Linked DNA regions of Homo sapiens: region 1 is linked to region 2. Evidence: read pairs that join two places in POLR2A ChIA-PET (ENCODE). Cell type or tissue: OCI-LY7. All regions are shown on one strand. Links, peaks and the distances in the headings refer to the core of each region. The heading gives the core; the rest is flanking DNA.

The links. Peaks named below come from ENCODE experiments on the same cell type or tissue, not always from the same donor. Only the 100,000 strongest peaks of a DNase experiment are listed, where the experiment ranks them.
Region 1: POLR2A ChIA-PET joins it to region 2 with 5 read pairs; 1 of 35 experiments calls an interaction of 5 or more read pairs at or near these places.

The regions. Positions count from the first base shown.
Region 1 is chr14:22,809,810-22,812,609 of GRCh38, forward strand. The region is part of intron 2 of SLC7A7 (solute carrier family 7 member 7); the gene reads right to left. Among named protein-coding and RNA genes, the nearest start is that of SLC7A7, 4.2 kb to the right of the region's middle. In OCI-LY7, for the core only: no CTCF peak of the experiment used is centred there; DNase peaks (open chromatin) are centred at 1,452 and 2,102; H3K4me3 peaks cover 2,030 bases; H3K27ac peaks cover 1,940 bases.
Region 2 is chr14:22,470,053-22,472,852 of GRCh38, forward strand. The region is part of intron 2 of TRD-AS1 (TRD antisense RNA 1); the gene reads right to left. It also overlaps TRA. Among named protein-coding and RNA genes, the nearest start is that of TRD-AS1, 12 kb to the right of the region's middle. RefSeq lists enhancers at 1,141-1,642, 1,527-1,821, 1,643-2,142. In OCI-LY7, for the core only: a CTCF peak has its summit at 1,654 (motif pointing left); a DNase peak (open chromatin) is centred at 1,679; H3K4me3 peaks cover 49 bases; H3K27ac peaks cover 2,187 bases.

The sequences.
Region 1 (2,800 bases), core at 206-2,705, 340 kb after region 2:
TCTCTATACCCAAATTAGAAGCAGAAAATTGGCCAGGTGCAGTGGCTGTGAAATCCCATCTCTTCTAAAAATACAAAAAATTAGCTTGGCGTGGTGGCGGGCGCCTGTAATCCCAGCTACTTGGGAGGCTGAGGCAAGAGAATCGCTGGAACTCGGGAGGCGGAGGTTGCAGTGAGCTGAGATCGCACCATTGCACTCCAGCCTGGGCAACAAGAGGGAAACACTGTCTCAAAAAAAAAAAAAAAAAAAAAAAAGCAGCAACAGCAGAAAATTAAAAAGGGTTGACTGGCAGAGGTAGGCACAAGGTCAGAATCGAGGAACAAGAGCTGTCAGAAATGACACAGACAAAGATAGTTAAAATAATAGAATTCTAAGGCCGGGAAGGTGGCCCATGCCTGTAATCCCAGCACTTTGGGAGGCCGAGGTAGGCGGATTACCTGAGGTCCGGAGTTCGAGACTAGCCTGACCAACATGGAGAAACCCCATCTCTACTAAAAATACAAAATTAGCCGGGCATGGTAGCACATCTGTAATCCCAGCTACTCGGGAGGCTGAGGCAGGAGAATCACTTGAACCTGGGAGGCAGAGGTTGCGGTGAGCCAAGATCACGCCATTGCATTCCAGCCTGGGCAACAAGAGCGAAACTCCATCTCAAAAAAAAAAAAAAAAATAGATTTCTGGTATTTTAAAGGAATGCAGCCATCTTAGAAATATTACTTAGATGAAATGATCCTTCTCTGCACATGATATAATTAACCATATGCCCACATTTGAGGGTGCTCCAAGACCAATAGATCCTAAAATTAGTTTTGCCAGTAAGCAACCTACCAGATCATCTGCAAGTAATGCAAGAGAAATCACAGATCATATTTAAGACCTCAGTGAAGGCTGGGCACAGTGGCTCATGCCTGTAATCCCAGCACTTTGGGAGGCCAAGGCGGGCGGATCACCTGAGGTCGGGAGTTCAAGACCAGCCTGACCAACATGGAGAAACCCTGTCTCTAATAAAAATACAAAAATTAGCCAGGCGTGGTGGCACATGCCTGTAATCCCAGCTACTTGAGAGGCTGAGGCAGGAGAATCACTTGAACCCGGGAGGCAGAGGTTGTGGTGAGCCGAGATTGTGCCATTGCACTCCAGCCTGGGCAACAAGAGTGAAACTCCGTCTCGGAAAAAAAAAACCTCAGTGAAAACCCCCTTCTTGCAACACAAAGCAGTGCCTTCCACCCCTCCCTGACTGTTGCCATGTATGACAAACATCCCATATGCAGAGATGAGTCCAGGCCAGACACAAGGACACACAAAACACAGAAGGACCCCACAGAAGACAGCCAGTTCTCTACACAACAGTAAAATCAGAGAAGCTGGAAAGGAAGTTGAGGAGTGAATGGGGCAATACAGAAATTGAAAGAAAAAAGGACACAAACTGATTGGAGAGCGGTGAGCCAATGAGCAATTGCACCTGGTGCAAAATTCCTGTGCCCCAACTGCTAGAGCAGCTGCCCCTCAAATTGACAGAATGTCTGAGCTTCTTCACAGTTGCAGGGTGGAAGGCATCTCTAAGGTCCTAGGCTCTCCCAGGTTGGAAGGGCATTTTTCAAGAATAGTGGCATCTGAGGGATGGGGCTATGGAGAATCATCATCTCAGCACCTCCAATGGCTTTACTGAATGTACAGATTTAAATAATGTTTTATTTATGAGATGGAGAAAAAGCCAAGGTGGACTGAAATGACAGTATTAAAAATCTAGCCCACAGAGGCCGGGTGCAGTGGCTCACGCCTGTGATCCCAACACTTTGGGAAGCCAAGGCAGGTAGATCACTTGAGCTCAGGAGTTCGAGTCCAGCCTGGCCAACACAGTGAAACCCCGTCTCCACCAAAAATACAAAAAAATTAGCTAGGCATGGTGGCACATGCCTGTAATCCCAGCTACTAGGGAGGCTGAGGCAGGAGAATCACTTGAACCCAGAAGATGGAGGTTGCAGTGAGCTGAGATTGCACCACTCAAGCCTGGGCGACAGAGTGACTCTATCTCAAAAAAAAAAAAAAAAAAAAAGGAAGAATCCAGCCTACAGAAATACTCATGCAGCTGCAAAAAGATATTCACTGGAGCATTATCTGTAAGACTGAGAAACTGAAACCAACGTACATGGCCATTAACAGAGGACCAGCTAGATAAATAAACTACTATGCATCCTTAAAATTCACATGAAATAATATGAAGCATTTTTTAAAAAGTAGATCTGTAAGTAGAAAAGAATGTCACTGATAATGCTAGAGGAAAAGCACACTGTAGAATTACATGTAGACTAGTATGACCTCATTTTTGTAAAAGAACAAAACTACACCTCTTTTTTTTTTATTTTTATTTTTTTGAGATAGAGTCTCACTCTGTTGCCCAGGCTGGAGTGCAGTGGTGCGATCTTGGCTCACCGCAACCTCTGCCTCCTGGGTTCAAGCGATTCTCCTGCCTCAGCCTCCTGAGTAGCTGGGATTACAGGCACCTGCCACCACACCCAGCTAATTTTTGTATTTTTAGTAGAGATGGGGTTTCACCATGTTGGCCAGGCTAGTCTCGAACTCCTGACCTCAGGTGATCTGCCCACTTCAGCCTCCCAAAGTGCTGGGATTACAGGCATAAGCCACCACACCCTGCCAAAACTACATCTCTTGAAGGAACAAGAAAAAAAAATCAGTGTGCCTGTGGTCCCTGCTACTCAGGAGGCTGAGGCAGGAGGATAGCTTGAGCCTAGAAGTTCGAGGCTGAAGTAAGGTATAATCACACCACTGCACTCCAGTC
Region 2 (2,800 bases), core at 260-2,759:
TGAGTGACACTGTCTCATAGCATCTAGCACGGCTCCACACACTTTGTTCTATTCAATAAATGGAATAAGTGAAAGAGTACCTTGGACAACTCCCTTACTCCTCTGTGTAAAGAGGAAGGAAAGGGGGTTGGACCAGATTCTTTCTAAAATCTGTCCTAGACCTGAATTCCAGAAATCTTTGATTTCAGATGCTTGAGGGAGTGTCCTGATCCTAAGTGCTTCTTGCACTTCACCAGCTTGACTTTCCATCTCTCACTGGGCCCACTGCAGCACACACTTGGCTCCAGCTGGAAAATCCTGAACAGAGCTTCCCGGCAGGTGAACTGCCATAAGTGGGTTATAAGCTTGCTGAGATAGTGTTCAGAGTGCCCATGTACCTGGGGTGGCTGGAGCCCCTGAGCCAGCCCCTCCCAGTCAGGAGCACTACAAATACAGTTTTCCATGTAAGCCATCAATATGACAACAGTTGGGAGGCACTGCTGTGAAAAACAGAACACTGACTAACTCACTCCCCAAAATGCAGGAGTGTTCCTAGGAGTATTTCTAGAAGGTCCTTCATTTCCCTTTTTCCCTACATCCACTTCATCAGTAAGACCTGTCAGTTCTACCATGAAAATATATCTCCAATCCATCTACTTCTTCCATCTCCACTGCAACCACCTTCTATAAACACCATCATCTCTTACAGGGACTGCTTCAATAACCCACTAACTGGCCCCCTTGCTTCTGCTCTTGTCCCTGGACAATCCATTCTCCAGTTCTTCATAAAATGTACATCAGATGATGACAGCTGGACCTCCTTCCCAGGCCTGTAACATCTGCAAACGATCTGGCCCTTGCTTCCTCCCCAGCCTCACCTCACATCTGCTCCTTCTCTTTCTTCCCTTCAGCTGCAGTGGCCTTCCTTCTCGTCCTTTCTATGTCTCTCTTTTCTAGCTACCTGAAACTCTGTCTCCAATTTTTCACAGTTCTCAGCTCCAACTAAATTAGTCACCCATGCCACCCATAACCAACCTCAATTACATCTCTGTTCTTATTTTCCCTCACATCACTATCTGAAATCATCAGATTCATACATGTTTATTTTATGTCTCTCCCATCTCACCTCTCCCCTACACACACACACACACACACACACACACACACACACACACACACACACACACACGATAATATAAACTATATGAGGGCAGGGAGCTTATCTTTTCACTGATATGTCTCCAGCCCCTGGGCTTGTGTTGACCGCATCACAGACAATCAGTAAATATCTGTGTAAAAAAAAGGAATGCAATTTCTTCACTTAAAAACTCACCATTCACCTAGATTTAGGAAATAAAAATACAAGACACCCAGTTAAATGTGCATTTCAAATAAACAACAAAAATTTCAGTAATACGGGTAGCTGGGACATGCCATATTTGGAACACATTTATACTAAAAAAGTATTCATTGTTTATCTGAAATTCAAATTCCACTGGGCATCCTGTGTTTTATCTGGCAATGCTAGGCATGCAGAATACCAAAAGTAAGCACCAGGCAGGCCAGAGTCCCACCATGAGCATCTTCAGGGCCCCTGGATGTGGAAGAGGGATGTTGAGGGCCCAGGGGCTGCCTTGCCGGTGCATTGGCTGCCCAGGCCTGCACTGCCGCCTGCCGGCAGGGGTCCAGTCCACGAGACCCAGCTCCCTGCTGGCGGAAGTCCATTTCAGAGCTTCCGGTTCTCCCAAGTCCAAGGATTATGCTCACTCCCCACCCACAGTCTCTTAGTGTCTGTCCCTGCTCTAAAGATGTTGTCTGGGCTTGATATTAATATGAGAGCTGACTGTTCCCTTCCTGATCTAGACCATAACCATCTTCAAGTTAAATTGCTCCTCCTCTTCTAACTGCCCAACCTCACCCACGTCTGACCATACCCAAGCACAGAGAAGTGGGTTTAATGGACCTTCACACAGAAGGACACATCCTCTCCTATAATGCTTTACATGGAAGGTTCAGACATAACCTGAGTCCTGCTTGGGGTAGCATCATCATGACTCTCTTGCCCTGGTGTCCTTGCAATATTCCTTGAAAGGCATCCCTCCCCCAAGGAAGGGCAGGCACTGAGCACAGCAATGCAGTATAATGGCTAAGAGTGGGATCCCGGAGCCAGCCTGCTTGGGTTCACATCAGCTCCGGCTTTTACCAGTTGTGTGACCTTAAGCATGCCCTAACTCTCCAAGTCTCAATTGCTCCATCTGCAAAATGGAGATAGTAATAGCTTTTCTCACAGGACTATTGGAAAATTTAGTGAGGTCACACATGCAATACACCCAGCAGATAAATGATCTATGAATGTCAGGTATTGCTGTTGCATATTTAATTTAAATGTTGCCATTTTTATTAAATAGACATATGAATAGAGTTCCTAAGAGTGTTACTCTCATCAATGCTGCTCAGGGAAAAGATGCTGAGTAAATCTAAATTTTAAAGTTGCAAAATCTAGCAAAAGATTGTTGATATGTTGTATCAATCAATGGTTAAAAAAAAAAGACTGACATCTTTAATTTGCTTTCAGTGCTGCAAGCATGTCCTAGAGCTCCGTGATCCCCTGAGACCTGTGATCCTCTGAGACATGAGCCAGCTGTGCTCTCCCCAAGTCCCTAAGAGCATTAGGAGCATGAGAAGTGAGCATTCCAGCCCCTTGTTCTTATGTCTTCCAAACATTGTAACAGGCTTGTTCATGAGAGGCCACAATGCATGATCAAGTGACCCCACCACTGAGGAATAGGAGAAAGCCTCAAGATTCAGTGGCCCACTAAGG